Linked DNA regions of Mus musculus: region 2 is linked to region 1. The links are chromatin loops, found by intact Hi-C in ENCODE. Cell type or tissue: gastrocnemius. All regions are shown on one strand. Links, peaks and the distances in the headings refer to the core of each region. The heading gives the core; the rest is flanking DNA. Region 1 overlaps Gm39496 (a long non-coding RNA gene). Region 2 has its middle 6.6 kb from the start of Gm34138.

Region 1 (2,908 bases), core at 182-2,681:
GTAATCTTAGTACTCAAGAGGTAGAGGCAAGTAGGATCATGAGTTCAAGGCCGGTCTGGGCTTTGTAAAGAGACTCTGTTTCAAAATATAAAATAAAACAAAAGCCCAAGGTCTGAGGATAGAGCTCATTGGTAGAGTTGCTCGGCTTGGCTAATACATACAAGTCTCTAGGTTTGGAGAGAGAAAGAGAGAGCGAGCGCAGAGTTACAATTAATACTGTGGGTACTTTTCTGTGTGTCATTGGAAATTACTGAAGGGAAGCAGAGATGCTTCACAGACCCAAGGCAGTGCCATGAGCCATCATGTCCCATCTGGGGAAACCTAGAAACCCATTATGGGTCCTCTCTTTTCCATCCAGAGACCATGACCTGAAACGGATAATTCATTTTTAAAAAGATTTATTTTTAAACTCTCTCTCTCTCTCTCTCTCTCTCTCTCTCTCTCTCTCTCTCTCTGTGTGTGTGTGTGTGTGTGTGTGTGTGTGTGTGTGTGTGTGTGTGTGTGTGTTGATGTGTGCTGGTTTCCATACATTGAACCCCCTGGAGCTAGTGTTACGGGCAGTTGTAAGCCATCCAATGCTTGGAATTAAAATTGGGCCCTCCTGAAAAGCAATAGGCACTCTGTATCACTGAGCCACCTCTTTGACTCCAAGCAGCAGATTCTTAACAACCATAGTATCTGCATCACCTCTGAAGTCCCCTTGCCATCTCCTAGCTGCTGGTGGCAGTTGCTAAAGATGCCCAGCTGAGCTCCTTCTTGGCATTGCAAAGAAGAGTTGCTTTCACCCGGTGACATCCACACCCACTGGCAGCAAACTTCTAATGCAGAGCCCTGCTGGAGTCCAAGGCCCTGTCTGGAGCAATCTGTCCATCCAGTCTCATGCGCTCACCTCACAGTAGTGAATCCTATGCTCCCCCTCTGGTTAATTTCCAACCAGTGTTCCTGGGATTCTGGCCACCCCCGCCCCAGCTTTGGACAAAGCAAGAGGCATTGCCACCAGTCCTCAGCCACAGACCACAGGTCATTGGCATGTGTAGTAGACAACTGTGTCACATTCGATGTTATATTCAGTCAAGAAAAGGTCTTCTCTGTTACACTGACTGCAGCTGCAACTCAAGGTGGGGTCCCCAGAATGCCCCCACCCTGCTGTTTGTGCTGCGAGTGCATGTGCACGTGTGTATTTGTGTGGCTGGAGTGAATAAATGTTTAAATCAGTGTGTCAGTTATAATTAGAGCAGCTCTCCCTTCTTCATTGCAGAACGGTTCCTTCATGCTTAACGCCTGGAATGTCATTTTCCACTGTGAAATCCTTATTCTTCAAGGCCTAGTGCCAAAGTCGGCTTCTGATGCACTTCCCCCACTCACTTGCATCCCCATTCCCCATCAGAGAAGCTAGCTGCCTTTCCCTCAGCTGACCAGGCCACTTAGAGGCAGCTTTGTGAATGGTACTCACTACCCTTAGCATCTGCCCCCCATTTCCTCTATGTCCTTGGAGGCAAGGACAGTGCCCTGTTCTTCCCCTTCTGTATTGGTCACAGGGTGTGATTAATCCCAGATGAATGAATGAAAAATGAGGCTGGAAGAAAAGCAGTGAATTGGAGCCAGCAAAGGCATCCTAACAGCATGGGGTAGGGGACTTGCTTGCCTGAATTTTCCTGAAGCCCTAAGACTCACAGCATGCAGAAAGGAAACAAATGCCCCCCTCACCTCCCTTCCCATCATTCCCACATGAAGGCTCTGCACTGCTAGTGGTACAGGCTATCTGGCTTTACTAGGACTCCAGAAAGCACTGGAGAACAACCACCCCCACCACACCCCACCATGAAGAAGGAGCACCTCCAAACCTTCAACCCTGCCCCCTCACTCTTCCTAGTCTGGTTGCCTCAAGGCCAGTGACAGTGTGTTTGGGATGTGGCCACCTTAGATTGACGTGTTATTGGAAATGATCAGGTTAGGACACACTGATATGTCTCTGGGGCTGGTGACATAGAGAAAGCCACCAATTTTCACTTGAAATAGATCCAAGCCTAAGGTGCACCTTACGGAGAGTGCTTCCCCCTTCCGACTGTAGTCCACTTGCAGCCTCCTCACATTCTTGTGAGGGTCTCAAAAGATGACACAAAGTCAGGGGGAGCAAGGGAGGGCCAGATTGTTCCAAATTCTTCCTTCAAAGTATGTATGCCTCCTGACCTCGAAGGGGCTTTGAGACAGCGAAACAGTGTTTGGAAACCTTATTTTTTTGAAATGCCCTCCCTAGTTCTCCCTCACCCAGAAAATGGGAGAACCACACATTCCTATTCTAAACTTCAGCGAGCCACTGTGAAAGGGACACCCCCACCCCTTAGCACGACGTGCAGCAAGCTACATTCCTCCCTACCCCTCTTTACCATACAAAGCTCTGCTCCACACACACCCTCAGGAGGGGTGGGGCACCGGGCTCTGGGCCTGCATTCCCCAGGGGAGAAATAATTGGCCTGTCTATAGAGCATCAGGATTCAAATAAAGCTTTAAAAACCCACGCAGCCCTGCACATTCTATAACTGTGGATTCACAGATGATGGTCCAACACACACACACACACACACACACACACACACACACACACACACTGTGTAGCTCTGAAGAAGGTTCTCTCTCTCTCTCTCTCTCTCTCTCTCTCTCTCTCTCTCTCTCTCTCTCTCTCTCTCTCTCTCTCTCTTTGTTCCACAGATCCACCTGAATCAAATAAGCCCAATCTCATTTGAACTGGAGGCAATCAGAGTGGAAAAGACCCTGTTCCTGTTGGTGCAGATCCAAACTGTCACCATTTGGCATCCCAACACTCTCCGATGTCCCCATCAGCTGTTCAGGGTCAGCCGGGGGGGGGGGGGGGGACTCTCCCAGCCAACACATTGGAGATTTCATTAAT
Region 2 (2,908 bases), core at 150-2,649, 47 kb before region 1:
AAAGCCCCTTCACTGAGAATCCAGGCCTTGAGCCCATTCAGTCTCAATAATACTTCTGTTTGAATCATGACCATCATTTTTTTTTCCAAAACCACAAACTGTGTCTTTGAGTTTCTTAAGTCATTTAGATCAATATTAGTCAGGGAGAAAATGACGAGACAAAGGCCTGGAGGTAGAGTAGGCACACAGCAGAAGAGTTCTCCAAAAGGCTGTATGCAGGAGGGATCAAAGGTCAAAAGTTAGGTTGAGCATGTAGCTCAGTGACAGATTGCTTGGCTAGTGTGCCTAAGGCCCTGGATTTTGTTCCCCAGAATCACTGCCACTAAATAAAAAAAAGGTCAAGAGGCTGGTAGGCGTGAAGGCTGGGGTAGGGGTACTGTTCTTTGAAGTCCTCAAGAACGTCCTAGGTGACATGGCAGGTGGGTCAAAGTGAGAGTCAGTGTATGGGCGGGCTAGCACAGAAATAGGCTGGTGTACTTCTGGGAACTGGATGGAAGCAGGTGATAACGGACTCTGATGGTTCTCAGCACTGGCAGAAATGGTGGCAACAGAAATGAAGGAGCATTTAGGCAACTGAAAGTGACCACAGGCTGAGGCCAGAGCTGTGGATTCCAGGATCTTGGAGGTACCGAGAGAAAGGACGAAGGTTGAGAACCAGATGTATATACCTATAGGGGATGAAGTAAGGGATGTGACTTGAAAAACAGATCCAAAATGCTCTGCTGAACTCAAGATAGTTCATTTCACTAAAGGCCGTGCTGAGGAGCAGGGGCAAAGGACAAAAGGGGACTTGCAACAGAGTTAAAGTTTTCCAAACCCAGATGGCTTGGGTCCTCAGAAAAAGACAACTGGTGGGCTTCCTGATGTGAAAAGGACTGAAGACCTCGGCTTACATAACTGCAAGGAGCATATTGCAAGTTAGCAGAATTCACACTCACCCTAGGGAAGGGGCCAGAAGTTTTGTTTAAGGTCCTGAAGGGAACGAAAGGGGAGGATAATGAAAGAGGGAATGGAGCTATTGCGTGCCACACACAGCTTGTACATACATACTACTGGCTTGAGAGAGAAGAAAGAGGAATTGTCTCCATTCACAGAATATTCCTTAGAGAATCCATCCCAGGCATCATTTTCTCCAACAGACGTTTCCCACCTGCGCACATGTACCTGTGTGTCTGCTTGCACATGCACGAGCAAAGTCATATTTACACAGAGTCACACTCACACGGGTGTGTACATACAGAAGCATATGTGTCACCACGGGGACTGAACTGCTTGGCTTACATTACACTATCAAAGGACACAACAGTGTTGGTAGGGAAGCCACAGACCTACCCTGGTGGCTTTATCTGCAGCCATTCCTTGTGGAGAACCCATCGTTCTTCCCCGCTGGCGGGCCTGAGCAGAAGTTGTCTGCAGATGTCAGTGTTAATGCCTTGATAAACAGGGAGCTTGCTGGAGTGCAGCCTTCAGCTCCCGGAGCTGTGGGTAATGACAGGCCACTGGGGGAGCCAAAGACAGTTGCCACTGTTCCTGCCTGTCCTCGGAGCTTCTTAAACAGCAGTATACATTTAAAAGCTTGAATATGCTTTCTTGGGAATCATTGTGTCTTAGAAATTCTGAGAATGCCAGCAAATTTCACAGCTCCCTGGCCAGTGACCTTCTACAGGCCAGGGAAGAGCAGCCTTTCTGCCTTCCAGGCCACAGCTTCACCTTGCCTCCCCCTGCTGTGGAGCCACTGGGGGGGGGGGGGTGTTTGAAGAAGCTTCAGGGCTAATTTACAGTTGACTGGCAGCTGTGGGAGAAAGAGCTTAGAAGAGACTCTTTAGACTTCCAAGGGAAGAATTTTCTAGATGCTCTAAACTGACCCAGAAGCCACAACCTCTTTTTTTCTGCCATAACCTTAACCTTAAGCCTTCCATTGCCAAAAGACAGCATGGGGGTGGGGCGGAGGGCACTTCTTCCCTCAAGGCTGGCTCTAGAGCCATGAGCTGGCAAAGGTCTGGGGACAACCAGCTATGGAAATGAAGCAAGAATGGCCCAGGTCCAGGAGGCACCCGAAAGCCAGAACTGGTTGGGTCCTTCAGTGAGAAGCCAAGCTGAAAGTTGACCTTACTATGTCCTCACTGTGTCAACCTAGCCTGACAGGGCACCAGGCCTGGAAACATGGCCGCAGGCGGTATTCTCCTTGGATGTGGAGGGCAGTTACACGGGTGGTTAAATTCAGTGCATTGGCCACAGGCCAGCCTTCCGACTTGGCAATTACACACCGTCTACCTCTTCCTCTCCTGCTGCCCGGTCACCTCCCTGTCAGGCAGCTTTAAAGCCACTCTCCTCTTCCTGTCAGCAAATGTTTGCATGTGGCGTTGCTGGGCGACAGTTAAGCAGGACTTGCATTTTCCTGGCCCCTGAGCCCCTGAGGGAGCCTTCCTTCTGCAGATGTTGTAAGCACTCTAGGTTACTGCTACCATGTAAGCCCCAGGACCAGCTATGTCTTGCTCCTGGAGAAGGCGGTCATCATGGCTACCTGATCCTCTCTAGGAGACTAGAAGATGGATCTAGCTCTTTCTCATGTTCTAGGCTTCAGGGAGGACTGTCTTATTAGCAGAGATACACCTGGGTAAATGGAGACTCGTTTCTGCCAGATGTTTTACAATGACAGTAGCCATAGTGCAGCCCTCAAGTGAAGGTGTATGCACTTCTGTTCATGGAAACTTGGACAACAGGTTGGATCATTAAGCATTTGATAAACAGTAAATTGAGGAAGATGCCCAAGATGGGCAGTGAACTTGGATTCCAAGCTGGGTTCTGTCAACAGCAGCAGTGTGGCCTAATGCTGTCTCCCAGGGCCTGTAACATGAGGTACCAAGCCCCACAGTGTTTAAAAAGGCCATAAGACCTTATGAACCAA

Evidence for each region. Hi-C counts contacts between places; a loop is a spot of excess contacts. Peaks named below come from ENCODE experiments on the same cell type or tissue, not always from the same donor. Only the 100,000 strongest peaks of a DNase experiment are listed, where the experiment ranks them.
Region 2: it touches region 1 in a loop (2.4-fold over the local background); 1 of 42 quality-filtered maps calls a loop at or near these places.

What each region holds. Positions count from the first base shown.
Region 1 is chrX:11,489,018-11,491,925 of GRCm38, forward strand. The region is part of intron 5 of Gm39496 (a long non-coding RNA gene); the gene reads right to left. Among named protein-coding and RNA genes, the nearest start is that of Gm39496, 35 kb to the right of the region's middle. In gastrocnemius, for the core only: no CTCF peak of the experiment used is centred there; a DNase peak (open chromatin) is centred at 1,373.
Region 2 is chrX:11,442,322-11,445,229 of GRCm38, forward strand. No RefSeq gene overlaps it. Among named protein-coding and RNA genes, the nearest start is that of Gm34138, 6.6 kb to the left of the region's middle. In gastrocnemius, for the core only: a CTCF peak has its summit at 1,528; a DNase peak (open chromatin) is centred at 2,196; H3K27ac peaks cover 1,237 bases.